3 separate regions of the Mus musculus genome follow, and all the other regions are linked to region 2. The links are chromatin loops, found by intact Hi-C in ENCODE. Cell type or tissue: heart. All regions are shown on one strand.

Region 1 (5,000 bases), 380 kb after region 2:
TCACACTGGGGCAAGTTCAACAAAGGTTACTTAGACCTCCTGGGGCCACAGCTTTTCCGAGATATAAACGGAAATCCTAATGTATACTAAATAAGAGGATACATAGTTAGGTTTTAGTATATAAATAAATATAAATATTTATGCATTAGTCCTTTCCCACTGCACTATAAGAATTTCAGGTGTTGGCTTAGCCAGTGTGCTGTTGACTGCATGTTATGCACCAGCTCCTTAAAGTTATTTGAAAATCAAGAGCTGAACAAACAAATAGTCTGACAAAAAGGAAATATTGATTTTTTTCCATATCCCAAGATTTATGTTAAATTCCCCCCTTGGTTCTTGGTGAAATGTCTACATAGCCCTATCAAGCTGTGTCTGGCTCTATATCCAGAAAGCACAAGAGAGGTTACGTCTAGTAGACAAACATCTGAGCCCTCTGTAAGACTTCACTTCCAGGTAATGGCTGCCCCAGCAACTCAGATGGAATGGCCTCTGTGTCTACCTAAGCTTAAAGAAGCCTTTAAGAAGGAAGAGTTCCTCAGACTCCATGTTAGCCAGACTCTTCGCCACTAGTACACAGTAAAAATGGAAGGATGAAATTCATAGCAAAGAGTTCTATCTCTGGGGCGTTCTTTGGAGACAGACTATTTCCTGTTCTTTGAGCATTGGTAGATCATGAAGTTATTACAGGGCGTCAGAGCACCTGTCAAACTCAGAAATGGACACAGAATATGTTTTCAGTCCTGGTGTCTACTTTTCCATCTCTTGCTTGTAGGGTTTCTCTTTAATAAGACAAGGCCAGGTCCAATCCATGCAGGGAGAAAACTTCTAAGAAAGCCATCTGGAACTCTGTTTTGCTTGCCTCTCATGACAACTTTTACAGAGTCAAATGATGTCACCCTTGAGCTGTGCATTCCCATCACCTAACCCCTTTTCAGATCTTGCTGCCCCCTCTTTATTGTCACTGTGACTATGTATACCAGACTAGCTGCCCCCAGTATATCACAGGTAGGTTTCATAGAGCACCTAGGAGAGAGAGAGGGGGAAAGCTGGGGAGCATGAGAGCCCCTTCCATAAAGTCCTGACATGAATTCCTTTACTGAGCTTCATCCTGTCCTTTCAGGAATTTTTCTATTGGCCAAATCTTAGCAAAGTTGGGTGTAGTTTTAACTCAGCAGAACTTCTGTTTGGAGATATTACAGAGTGACCATTTCACTAGAATCTTCCTAAAGACCCCACCATGAAACTCACCTATCATTTGCCTAAGTATTCCACAGTGAGCCTGGAGGACTTTTGCAGAGACTCCGGAGCACATTCTCTCAGAGTTCCCTCCTGTAAGCGGGCACACGCCTGTTCTGCGGCCCTCAGTTTAGGTCCTGGTGGTGGGTATCAGGAAAGCCAGCTAAAGCAGAAAGCTGAGAGTTCATATCGTCTTGATCAATCACAAATACATAGTAGAGGCAGCCACTGAAGTGGCATGGGTCTTTAAACTCTCAAAGCCCACCTCCAGTGACACACTTCCTCCAAGAAACCACATTTCCTAAACCTCCTCAAATTGTGCCACCAACTGGGCATCAAGCTTTCAAATACCCAAGTCTTTGGGGAGATGTTCTCATTCAAACAACCACAGGCCCACATGTCAAGATGTCAAGATACAGACTAGTCTCCAAGTTGTGTGTATCACGGGAGAGGTGGGTCGGTGAAGAAGATTCTACAGGTGTATACCAGGAAACAGGGGACATGAAGTGTCCGGGAAAGGGAAGACCCGAGAAGATACTCCTTAAAAAAACTATTAAAAGTTACCTGATCTATCCTGTGTGTGTGTGTGTGTGTGTGTGTGTGTGTGTGTCTGTGTGTCTGTGTGCATGTACACGTGATGGCACATTTGGAATGTTGATTTACGGAGGTCAGAGGACAACTTTGGGGAGCTGGTTCTTGCTTTGCACCATGCTCCATGGTTTCTATTCAGCAAGCACTTTTACTGGCCGAGCCATCTTGCCCACCTGAGAAAACACTGCTGATGATTTTTTTTCCTCCCCAAACTCTGTAGAGAAGGTGAAAGGTTCCTAGAAGAGGCCTCATCTCTGAACTAAGTCATAACAATTACCCTACTACGTTAGAAACTTTGGAGCAGGAAAGAAAGTTGAGTGCCAGAAACACAAAGCTGTCCTTGGGGTAGAATGAGTTGCTTTGTAGTCAGAGAGCTCTTCCTGGTCAGAGGACAAATGGGAGACCTTCTAAGGGCTGTGTGGGTATTCTCGGGACACCTGCCTGGGCTCTCCTCTAGCTTGGGTCCCACAATTGCAATTTTGAAGCATTCATTTCCTGACAAGCATTCAGAGGGTCCTACAAACCCTGAAATTTGCTTTGAAGTCCAATCAAGATCCACCATTTACAATGCTACCTGGAGAGACCCCTCCCCTCATCAGATGTTAGCCATAGGCTATCTTCTCAGAAGGAAGTGGTTTCCACCTACTGGTAATATCTGAATATGGCAGCCTTCATTGAGGATGGTCTGCAGTCTCACACATCTCCCCAGAAGCCTCTTTCTTCTTCCAGAATATTCCAAAGATTCTATCGTACAAACCCAGAGAGTATTGACATCTAGCCATGAGTGCAGAGTCAGACCTCTGTTTCACTTAAGGAAGCATGTGTGTCTTTGGTTTGAATGATAATGATTTAAGATGTGAGATTCATCTTCTTTGTTTTCTTTGCTTTTATTGAAAATCAGTTGGATACATCATCCGGAAGCTGTACTCTCATTTACAAGATACATGTTTTGTTTGTAAGCCTTGCACGCATATAAAAATCAAAACCAACTAACCAAACAAAGAACCCGTATTCAGGAGTCCCAAAGTCCCTGTTGGGTGGAAGTAGTGAAATAGTCTAGCTAACTACATTTACAAGGGTGGAACCAGCCCTCAGAGTTAATTCCTTATTAAGAAGCACCAAGGAAGGGTCCTGGGGGACCTGACTGACATGCAATTTTCTGGTCTCCATGGGGACAACTGAAGAACAACCCTGACCAAAATAAAGAGGCTCATTATGTGGTTGAATGGGACAATTCAGGAAGATGGAAACTGGATTGAACTTAAAGGATGAGTAGGGTGATCGGCTCTCCCCTCCAGCATAAAAGCCATAAATTTCCACTGCACACAAGGGGCCTGTTGGCCATGTTGAAAGGACAGCAGGCAACAGTGTGCCCAGAGAGAATAGTCACTAGCCAGGGACTGCTGAGGACCTGCAGCAATTTCTTGATCTCCTAAGAGCCCCATTCTTACCCCTGCTCAAAAGCTCCACAAAGAGGCCAAGGCAGTGGAAAAGGGCAGCTGTGAGTGGACAGAAGAGAAGAGTCCAGTTAACACACTGAGGCTTTCGCTTCCAGCCAGTCCATTCTATGTTTAGAACAGAGCTGCGGATGCTGGCCGTCTGGAGGAGTGAGCTCTCCTGGTCATCTGTGGAAGCCCATCATCTTGGGGTATCTGCATCCACAGACTAGAAAGCTTATCCCTACTACAAAAGCCACCATCGGGAAAGTAAAATGCCATACCTTAGAGCAAAAGATTTGTAAGGACTCTAAGTTCTGCCCCAAGGCATCTTCCTTGGGCAGGCGTCCCAATTCCAGTGAAGGAGATAGAAGGAACCATTCCTTTTTAACGAGGTGGTGCACTGTGGATCCTTCACAATGGTCCACATTTCATCCCTTACTCTACTCACTGTTTGGGTTTTCATGACATGAAAAATAACCAAGTAAAAGAAGAGAGAAACCGGTTATGGCAAAGGTGGTCACATTCGTCCACAGCAATGCTAGAAACTGATCAACCACTCACTGCTGCTCTGTTAAAGTGAAATCAAAGCCACACTATGAACAGCACTTTTTACATTTTTCTCTCTGTGGTAGGTAAGTTGTGTTTCATGGCAGGGAGAAAAGAAAGGACGGAGGGAAGGAGGGAAGGAGGGAAGGGAGAGGTGATGAGAAAAAAAGGAGGAAAAGGGAGAGGAAGAGGAAATTATGTAGCAGTTAAACAGAAGAGGGATGGGAAGAAGGGAGTATGTGGGGTGAATAGTACAAACTCTTTTAATTACAGTGTGGGTACTTTCAGAGGATCACACCACAGGTCTCTGAATTAACTGTGAATGTGAGTTACTTGATATGTGTGTCCATGTTCCCAACAAATCAAAGCAGGGCAACTAGATAAAAAGTTAATTGATTGTGTAATCTTCCCATAAACTAAGTGCATGCCAAAGTATCACATAGCACAACTGCAAATCATGCAGTTATGTTTGCCGCTCTGACTCCAGTGATGCTGGAAAGCACTGTCTATATGTTGTTAAAGCATCAGATAGTCTCAGGACCAAAAGGAAAGCTCTTCCACTAGGGTCCTCCTTCAGATCAATCACCTACATCTTATTTACTTTCTGTCCTGTGAAATGGTTGTATGAGCTAGTCTCCAAGGCCATGATGGTTCATAGAGAAGCATGAATGGGGCTCTTCCTTCCGGGGAGAAATGCAAACTTGGAGTTCATGATCACTGTCTCCCAAACTTCCCAGGGGAAAAAAATTCAGAGTCAATGTATGTTTCCTTGTCGTGGGAGCCATGCTGGAATACGAGGTTCACAGGAGATTTGGGCTTGCCTTCTGAACCCCTCCTGATGGAACATGCTCACAGGTGACTCTGAACAAGTTGTTTCTCCTGTGAGGACCTCTCCCATCTTAGCTTGGAAGATAATGACACCTGCCTGGTGAGTTACTGTGTGAATATGTGAAATGATTCTTACTTGGTCCTTGGTACATGTGAGAAGCCAGGCAGCCCTTCCCATACCCTGCTGTTTGGTGTGGGCATTTTATGTATATCCCTTCCAGAAACTTCTCTGTGTATTTTTACATGGTAACTGCCTAATTCAACAACAAAAAGTATCTGTGTAAAGGCCCAGACATGGAACTTCATAATGTTTAAAGCATCAACTGCCAATTCTCTGTGCCTGTAATATCTAATTTATAG
Region 2 (5,000 bases):
TTGTTTTAGCCCAGTGCTGGTACTCTCAGGTCTCCGGAGGCAGAGATCTGAAGGTCCCTGGAGTTACCAGAGTAACTCCTTTTACATATTTACACACGTGCATTCTCTGAGCTCTCCTTCATCATACATAACAACGGCATCATGGTCTTTGACTTGGCCCAGCCTAAACGTGAACACATGTAATCCGTCAGGGCATTGCTTTCTTATGGCATCCAAGCATTGCTGCCTACTTACCTGCTCCTTGCTGTCTATCCCTTTGGGAGCACATCCTTCCACCCCTTTTATGGACATTGTGCAGGATATCTTTACCTCACTTCTGCTCTTTGGCTGTGTGCAGAACGCTAGGCTGACACTCTCTGCAGACGCTCTGTAGGTTTCGCCACTAGTCAGGCTTCTGCAGCCGCTGTTGAGATGTTTGCTACTGGAATTAAACATCCAACTTTCATGGATAAGCTGTCTCTCTCCCCTCATATTTTTCCTTATTATTAATTTATATTTTCATGGTGCTGGGTTTGAACCCAGGGCCAGCATGTGCTAGGCAGGTGCTCTACTATTGAATGCCAGAGTAGCCGGTTTTGCTTTCTGTTTTGAAGCAGTCTCTTACTAACTCACTGAGACTGGCCTTTCTTAGACTTACTGTGATCTGGGCAGACCTTGTACCTGAAGTTCTATAGCCTTCAGAGCGGCCTGCTAACACTGCAAAGTTCTCGCCTAGCATGAGGGAGTCTTAGGTGTGACACTAGGTACCCAGAACCCCACAACTTTCCTTGGTGTTGCCACTTAGTGTGCTTGGCCTAGGATTCTGTCTCTCATGTTCTATTTTCCTCAAAACTCTTGGTTCTTGACTCTGAAATTTCTTATCTTCCATCTGCTCTCACACTATGTATCCTACCACTACGATATTATCTAAATTTCTTTTCAAACTCCATCTGGCCTTTATTAATTTATTACCTACCCTGTCTTTCTATTAAGTGCTTCTTTATAGTGTTTTTTAAGTGTTTTTAGTCAGTGGTTTTTTTGTTTTTGTTTTTGTTTTTTTTGTTTTTTGGGTTTTTTTTTTTTTTTTTTTTTTTTTTTTTTTTTTTTTTTTGCTCTGTTTCATTCCCACTAGTTTGGTTTACTCCTTCAATGTCATCTCTCAAATTTTACCAGTTCTCTCTTTAGTTTTTATAATCTATCGAGGGAACCTGTTTTTAAAACATTTGATTTTAGTTTTTTATTTTATTGGTGCTGTTATTTTTAATATCTAGTGAGTTTTGGAAGTATCTTACTACTTGTTTTTAAAGTATCAGGTAACATTCTCATTTCGAGAAAAAAAAAAACCTCATTATAATTCCACTAACACGTTACACCTGGTGACTTTATCTGTGTCTCCCATCCCAATATTTAAAATTCCCGATGGCCATATGCAGCTGTCGTCGTCCCTGCTGACTGGTTCTATTTTGTGCTTTGGGATTTCCAGGTTTTCTTTCCCTTCTTGTGGCGAAATCCTCCAAGACCTGAATTGAAGGGGTGTCCTTAAGACAGAGCTTGTTTATGGCAAGGCCCCCTTACAGCTCCTTTCCCACTGAGGCTCCTCTGGATCCATATTTTGCTGAGTTTGAAGATAGTATCAGTTGGAGTGTAGACTTTTCTAACCAGGATTTCTGGAGAAGTCGTAGTATTCTGACACAGAACCCAGGGGCAATGCACATTGCCGGCATTAGTTCTCTGTGGTCCCTGAGGAAGGTGTACTCCTTTACTATTCTGGATCTCTGTGAGGTCTCAGCTCCAATCCCCTATACTGCTTAGGCCCCAGTGTGGCCATTAAAATCCAAGCCTCTCAGTTATCAAGATTGGCAAATGCCCACAGGGAAGGCATGGGTGCATCTCAACACCTGATTCCCAGCTCTTTTCAGCTCAACCATTTGTTTACCTTATCATCAGCCTAGCTATTAAAAAGATGTTTATTATATTTCACCCAGTCCTACAGGCACCTAGGCTAAATCTTTATTCAAACAGAAGTTTATCATTAATTGTGCTAATGAAAAAGCCAAGACCCAGAAAAGCTGATTGTAAGAGGGAAGAAGGGCAAAGGGACACAGACTCAAGCCCAGCTCAGACCGACTTTGCATCCTTCATCCATCCCCTGGGAGGGTAATGTCTTGCTTCTGGGAGCTGACATTTGTTGTGTCGCTCCTCATAACTCTTGAGGTGTTTCAGAAATTGGAAGTAAATTTCCTCCAAATCCTGATAACTCGATAAAATAAGGTGAGATTAAATCCCTGCCACAAGGTCATTTGGTGTGTTACAGCCCTGAGACAAGAAGCCTGCATCTTTGATTTTTAAGGCTGTGGTGACAGTGGGTCAAACACTTAGCAGGAACCTTCTTCAAGTTCCTTCCGGCTTCTGCATCGGAATTTGTAAGCTCTGAGCACGCCGAGCAAACTACCTGTTGTAAGTAGACAGGAGACTGCAGGACTGGCATCGTTACAACACGAAAAGTTTCAGGATGTTCTCAGGTACAGCACACCAGGAAAACAGCTGGAAACACATTCACACACATTAGTTAGGAATCCTCAAAGACGCGAACCTGATTGCATTTTAAAAGGAATCTAAGAAGTCCTGGATAATGTTGTAACTAGAAAAATCTTAGCACAGGTGAAGCAACTTGATATTTTAGGTAATATATTTAAACACAACTTAGGACGTTCAATACCTCCTTCTCAAACAACCCGATATTAATAGACCAAATACTGCCCCCCCCCCGCGCCAAAAAAGCATGCACACAAAATATTCAATAACCTAGCGTGACAGAATGTGGTTTCTTTTGAATAACTGACGAAGAATCCTAAACTCCTTGTGAAGTTGAGACATCATGAGCATTCCAGATATTTCTTTAAATTAACCTAGTTTTCAGATGGAGTTCGCTCGTCTTAACCCCCCCCCCCCCGCCCCTTAATTTAAGGAAGGCCTAGGTTTCCAACTTCCTGAAGAGGGCGCTATTGACATGGTCAACCATTCTAATCGTGGTGAAGAGGAGTTCATAGATACAGCTTCTGCTTACAAGTCATTAGGTGGATATTTGGGAGTTGAATTTAAACTTAAACTCTAAGCAGACCAATAATCTATTAAGCTATTTAATACTTTTAAACCCAGCATCTCTTTGCTGGCTTATTTGACAAAGAAATCTGCTGGCTCCCTCCCCTCCCCCCTTTTATTATTTAAAGAACAATTCCTCTTCTGGTATGTATTAACAATGGTGCTTGGAACGTGGCATCGATAACACACTGTATGCCCCGTTGTGCTTCATGTTGAATGATTTGTGTGTCTTTGAGAAAGTCCAGCAACTCGTCTTAATCTGCTATCCTGGAGGCTCAGTAATTTACTCCCATAGTTCCTTGCCATAACATATTTCATGTCAAGGAGGGTCTTTTTTTTTTTTTTTTTAACTCTTAATAGAGATATTTTCAAACAAAGACAAAGGGCAGAGAGGGCTTCCTAGGGTATTTAGTGGGAACATAGCCGTAGCTTATTTTTCTTTTGTATTATTATGAGGCAATTGATGATTGCCTGGGGCTTTGCTGATGAATCAGGCTTTTAATAAGTTTCAGTGAGAACAGAGTTGGTGGAGATAAGTTAATTAATTGCTCTGCTGTGTGAAGGCTTGGGGGAGATGGTGCTCTATTCTACTGTGAAGCATGGTCATAAAACAGCGCATAATTCTATACCGCTCTAAATGCTTACCGGTAAACCCTCACGGAAACATTTCAGCCTTCTTAGACAGACACTTAGGAACCTTCCCAAGCCAGAAATGAAATATCCTGCTGATTGCCTCCCCAAAACAGCAGAGAAAAGAAATCTTTCCTTTGGGCGGCTCTACCATCCTGCATCTATTGCTTACAAATTCTTTCAGATAACTGGCAGACACTTCTCCCTTGATTACCTTTAATCTCGGGTTTGGCAAAAGGCTCTTTATTCCCTCTGTCACTTGGCTGATTTCAAGCCAGAGTTCTCCATCCCACCGGACTCTGCCCATGTGGGAAAATAAAAGCGTCACTTCATAGTACAGTGGAGCTTTCTCCTGATGGCTACAATTTACATGCCAGGAGCCCTCTAAGCCCTCCAGCCCTTTCTTGATGCTAGGAAGGAAAAAAAAAAAATCAAACAGTTTTTTAGAGTCTGGAATGCTTTCCCTGGCGATTGACAACAGAGTTCAGGTCAAGTTTGCGATTTGGCTTCGGCTTTCCTGGTGCATTTTTAACTCTTTGAAGGATGGGTTGGAGACAACTTGCCAAGTCCTTCCTGCGTTGTTTGCTTTATGCTGACGGAATTTTTAAGTCTTCACTGATAACATGGATTTGCAGGTTTAATTTTTGAAAAATGGGCAAAGAAAACTTCCCTCGGGGTCTTACTGATTTTATACAGACAGTTGTTGCAAGATTTTTCTTTACAGTTAAGCATTATTTGGAGTATAAAATAACTACCCTTGTATGACCAACCTGCTTCCTAATCCATTTCAAATTTAGTGAATGAATCTACTTCATACGGGTTACAGTGTGGACTTCACAGCTCCTGCAGTTTGTACTAAGTATAGTGTATGTGATCTCTCAGAAGTTAGGCATTATAAAAAGAAAGCAGCCACTTTTTAGAGGCGATTTTCATCTAAGGAGCCTAGCGCAATATCTGGCATGGAGGAATTCATTGAATGTTTTAATTTTTTTTCTCTCTGTTTATTTCATCAGATTTGACCCATCTTGTGCCATAGGATGGATCTACTGGAAAGTATTCATGTGAACAAATAAAATCAGCATTCAAAATATGTGTGTGCTTTTCAATATCACTATAGCTTGAGGTAAATGAGACTAAGTCAAGCTGCCACCAAAGAGTTACTCACTGAAGCCTTTGTTTCTAGGAATTTTGCTGTGGAGCCAGGTCTGCTGGGTTCTGCTGGGCAGCCATCCACCTTCAGACCCCCTTTGTGACAGTCATCTGTAACAATGCTCTTTGCCTTCCATGTA
Region 3 (5,000 bases), 250 kb after region 2:
GTGCAACCCTACTAGATGCACTGGTCCATGATCCCACACATGTAGAAAATGTAAATAACGTACACTCTGGCTTATGCGTTGAATGCCTCCCCGGCATCCCCATTTTTGCAAGAAGCTTGTGGCTCCAACTACAAGAAGTACAAGGGGCAAGAAAGCCAGCCTCCTATCTGCACTCTTAGTGCTTAGTAAGCTCAAAGGGGACTAGAAAAAAAGTCACCCTACCCGAGGCTCTCACAGTTGACTTATATAGTCAAAAATGAAGGAGATCCGTGTTTGTGGCTGGAGTTAAAAAATCCCAAAGTGCAGTCAGCCGAAACCTCAGCCAGACGTGAGTGTGTGGCCACACTGGTCATGCAGAATTTCTCTTTGCTGAATTCCATGCAGCCAAGCCTGGCCTCGCTGAAGATCCACAGGGGAAAAAAAGCTATGTGTACTAGGATGAAAAAAACAAAGTGTGATCAGAGTCCTCCCTCATCTTCAGGAATGCCTGGTTCATCAGTGTTGACTTCACGGGCGTCCCTCCAGGAGACTGTGCCATCGGTCTTCTGGTGGTGAGGACCAGCTTGCATCTTCCTCATTGGCTGTTGCTTTTATTAAAATGACGTAGTATTTTAGTGGTTAATCTACATCAGTCAAAAATTACGAAATTAGGAAAGCACATTTATTTTAGCAAATAACTAGTATTGGTCTATGGGGCTATTTAAATCTAGCAGAATGTAAGTCGTCATGAAGCTCCTTGAGTCATTTCACCTACCTTCCTAAGGCTTCTGGGAACAGGCTGTGAGGAAGACCACAGATTCCAGACTTCCTCCTCCTCCTCCTCCTCTTCCTCCTCTCCCTCCTCCTCTTCCTCCTCCTTCTCTTCTTCCTCCTCGTACTCTTCTTCTTCCTCCTCCTCCATCTCCTCCTCCTCTCCCTTCTCCTCCTTTTTTCCCATTAATTTATTAATTCACTTTACATCCTGATCGCAACTCCCCTCCTCTTCTCCCAGTCCCACCCTCACTCTCCTTCCCTTCATTTCCGCTTCTCCTCTGAGAAGGGGAAACCCCCTTGGGTACTACCCCACCCTGGGACATCGAGTTAAAACAGGATCAGGTGCATCCTCTCCCACTGAGGCCAGATAAGGCAGTCCAGTTAAGGAAAGGGGATCCAATGGCAGGCAACAGGGTCAGAGACAGTCCACCCCCTTTGTTAGAGGACCCATATGGAGATCATGCTGTACATTTGCTACATATATGTAAAGGGCCTAGGTCCAGCCCATGCACAGTCTTTGGTTGTTGTTTCAGTTTCTGTGAGCCCCCATGGGCTCAGGTTAGCTTATTCTGTAGGTCTTCTTGTGCTGTTTTCAATACCTCCAGCTTCCTCAGTCTTTCTCCTCACTTTTGCACAAGACTCTCTGAGCTCAGCCTATTGTTTGGCTGTGAGTCTGTGTATCTGTTTCCATCAGCTGCTGGATGAAGCCTCTCAGGAGACAGCTATGTTAGGCTCCTGCCCGCAGCAAGCATAGCAGAGTATCGTTAATAGTGTCAGTGGTTGGCTTTCTCCCATGGGACAGGTCTCAAGTTGGGCCAGTCACTGGTTGGCTGTACACTCAATCTCTGGTCCACCTTTATCCCTGCACATCTTGTAGGCAGGATAAATTTGGGGTGGAAGGTTTTGTGGGTGGGTTGATTCCCCTCTTCCTCCACTGGAAGTCCCATCCAGCTATATGAGGTGGCTACACCAGTCTATCCCCTGCTGCTAGCAGTCTCAGCTAGGCTCATCCCCAAGACTGTTGAGAGCTTCCCCATCCCAGGTCTTATCCTAGAGATGTCCCTCCACTGATTTCCATTCTCTTTCCCAGCCCTCTCAAACCCCTCCCCACACCTGATCCCCACCTCCATTCCTCTCCCTACTCCTTCTCCAGCCCAGTTCCCTCTCTCCATTTACCTCTGATGTCTATTTTATTTCCCCTTCTGAGTGTTTTTCAAGCATCCTCCCTTGGGCCCTCCTTGTTACTTAGCTTCTTTGGGGCTGTGTATTGTAGCATGGTTATCCTGTACTTTATGGCTGATATCCATTTATAAGTGGTTACATACCATGAATGTCTTTCTGAGTCTGGGTTACCTCACTCAGAACGATATTTTCTAGGGCCATCTTATTTGCCTGCAAATTGCATGATGTCTTTGTTTTTAATTGCAGCCTTTCTTCTTCAGAGTGCAAGTATACTAGGAGCTCAGACACTGGGGGGCACATCATTTTATCTCACAGAGGTGTGTGGTTCACCATTTTCTGTGTATTCTAATGGTAGACCACTATGGTAAAGTCCAGCATCTTTGATTTGTAGTCTCTTCTTGGCATACACTACAATGGCTTCATCATTTCTACAATTTGAGGTCCATGGTGCATTGTAATAGTGAATATTTGAAATGATTGTATGATAGAAGAGTACAACTTTCAATTACACTTTTATGATAGGCTCTGGAAGAGTAGCCACTCAGGAGACTAAACTCACTGGCTATTGCTGTATATCCAGCTTTTCTCTGGGCTTGTCACGTTAACTCTTCAACCCTCCCCGGATGCTACAAGGTGTGTTGTTGTTATGACTATCCTCAATATACAAACAGGAACACCAGGTACTAAGTGCAATTTCTTTCATCCAAATCTAGGAGATTGGGTGGAGGCGGGCCTTGGATTTGATCCCTAGTAATGTACGAGAGGGGGGAGAGGGAGGGGGAGGGGGAGGGAAAAAGGAGAGAGGGAATTGAGAAGAGAAAGAGAGGGAGAGAGGAACCACTTTTTTGTTTGTTTTGTTGTTGTTGTTGTTGTTGTTTTGAACTTTTGTGCATATTTCCATTTCAAGCCACACAGACTGCTGACTTTTAACAGGGAGATAGTGAAGAACCTCTGAGTGTATTCAAGAGCCCTGGGCAATAAGCAAGAGTTTATTCTTCTCCATGCTCTATAGAAAGGACCGATAAACAATCAAGCCACACTGTGCTCCCCCTGGTGTTCAGAGGGAGCCTATTGGGGGCCTTTATCAGATGGCTGAGGCTTCAATTCCTTTCTGTTCCTAAGCCTGAGAAATGAGGAGCAGCTAGATGCCAGGACAGGGGTGCCTCTCCTCATCTGTTATTGCTCTCAGGATTTGCAATAAGTTACACACAATTCAGGAGTCTCAATGGTCAAAGTTATTAAAATTTCTAATTTCCTAATATTCTCCTGCTCCCTACACTTGTCCACTCTGCCACACCCGGGCCTTCTGCATCTGGCTTTTCCATATTTCCTTCTTCTTCTTCTTCTTCTTCTTCTTCTTCTTCTTCTTCTTCTTCTTCTTCTTCTTCTTCTTCTTCTTCTTCTTCTTCTTCTTCTTCTTCATATGCTGGCTGCTGGCCCTTGTTCTGAAATGTATGTCACCGTTGCCTTCATACTATCAGCTCAGAGTTTTTGAGAGCCAATGTTTGGAGACCAAAAGATGTAAGATCGCCTTGAGCATTCAAGAAACTTGAACTTGTAGTTTGTTATTTGACAGAGTCATACCATCGGCTAGAAAAAGCATTTCAGCCATGGCCCCCTGCTGCTGTCACTTTGAGAACTTAAACCCATCTCCAGAATGTCTGAATCATTCTTTTGGGGCGGAGCTTGGGCATCAGTCGTTTTTGTACATGAGGTCATCACTGAGAACACTGGGCTAAATTCATCTTTTGGCTCAAAATTGAATACCAAAACCCAGAAAGGACTTAGCTCAAAAATATGTAAAATCCATTGAAATGGCCAATTCTGGTTCCCATGAGTTGTCTCTTAAAATGTGGAAAAGTCGTTTTTGGTATATTGCCATGGTTATTCACTGACTAATAGGAAGGTGAAGTTCATGTCCGTCCTGTGCCAAAGTCTTTTATGTCTAAGAAGTCTCAGTTCATCTACAGCCCAAGGCAAATGAGAGCAAAGAATAGAGAACATTTTGGGAACACTGCTGGCCACATCTTCAGTATTCTGGACATCAAACTTTGTATGTGGCTTAGAACAAAGCAGGGCTGGGGTCACTGTGCTAGTTTGGGGACCGGCCCAGACCTTCATCTGTAAATGATCAATCAGTGGCACCTGCCTTGCACAGTTACGATGGCAGAATGGATGTCAAGGCCCCTGTCACAGGACATAGTGACCCTGTCCTTCCCAGTGATCTGAAAAGCCCAGGAGAATAAAGGGTCCCTCTCTCATTCTCATGGACAGGTCTTCATGTGCCTGTGGTGTGGGTCAAAAAGGTAACTGTAATCTTTCAGAGATATAGGGAAGTGACTCTCATGCCTGTAAGACAGTAAAGGAAACCAGAGATCCTGGGCTTCTGTCATCTGTGCTTAGAGTGCACAAGCCAGATACAGCACATGCACAGGACTCTTGACCTTACCTGTTTATTTACCAAAAGCCCGTTGCAGCCAAGGCCACGGAGCACCAGATCCTCCCAGAGAACTAGCATCTGTCACCCTCCCTGGCCTTCAAAACCTTGCGAAAGATGTTTCTTTTTTTCCCGCAGAAGAACAACAAACAGACCCCGTCAGGGCTAGATACCAGGGTGTAGCACAGGAAATTTGTACTTCAAGCAGGGAAGAAATGGAGGAGACAGCTAGAGCAAGACTCTGCAGTGGCTGCAGTGGCCGTGGGACTGGGGTGGAGGAAAGTAGAAGTTTGGAGAACACATTGCACCAGGACCTACTGAAGAACCTTAGTGTTGAGAAGGCAACTGGAATTGTGGAGGAGCGCAGGTGCCATAGACTCAACGGCAGCACCCGAGGAAGTAGAGGAGCTGAGCTGCCTGCTCTCACTTTTAGTTCACTTTCTGCCGAGTTTACGGCAAAATCAGTTGACATGTCCTCTGCTCTGTTCCTTTATTCAGCAACCATTGGCTAGGTATCTATCACTAACCAGGAATTCGGAGCTAAGAAGCAGGAAGAACAGCCCTGCCTTGTGGAGAATATAGTCTGGGATGGAGAGAGAGCATTAGATAGACACTGGATGTTGACAGC

Evidence for each region. Hi-C counts contacts between places; a loop is a spot of excess contacts. Peaks named below come from ENCODE experiments on the same cell type or tissue, not always from the same donor. Only the 100,000 strongest peaks of a DNase experiment are listed, where the experiment ranks them.
Region 1: a loop joins it to region 2, with 2.6 times the contacts of the local background. A loop is called at or near these places in 4 of 42 quality-filtered maps.
Region 3: it touches region 2 in a loop (5-fold over the local background); 4 of 42 quality-filtered maps call a loop at or near these places.

The regions. Positions count from the first base shown.
Region 1 is chr6:53,647,523-53,652,522 of GRCm38, forward strand. All of the region lies in intron 7 of Creb5 (cAMP responsive element binding protein 5), which reads left to right. Among named protein-coding and RNA genes, the nearest start is that of Gm33392, 57 kb to the left of the region's middle. In heart, a CTCF peak has its summit at 2,475 (motif pointing left); no DNase peak of the experiment used is centred here.
Region 2 is chr6:53,264,257-53,269,256 of GRCm38, forward strand. Gm33348 (a long non-coding RNA gene) reads right to left here and starts at 3,977. Exons shown (of 3, transcript XR_377682.1): 1 at 3,926-3,977; 2 at 2,432-2,523. In heart, a CTCF peak has its summit at 2,977 (motif pointing right); no DNase peak of the experiment used is centred here.
Region 3 is chr6:53,512,073-53,517,072 of GRCm38, forward strand. The region is part of intron 5 of Creb5 (cAMP responsive element binding protein 5); the gene reads left to right. Among named protein-coding and RNA genes, the nearest start is that of Gm38814, 21 kb to the left of the region's middle. In heart, a CTCF peak has its summit at 2,967 (motif pointing left); no DNase peak of the experiment used is centred here.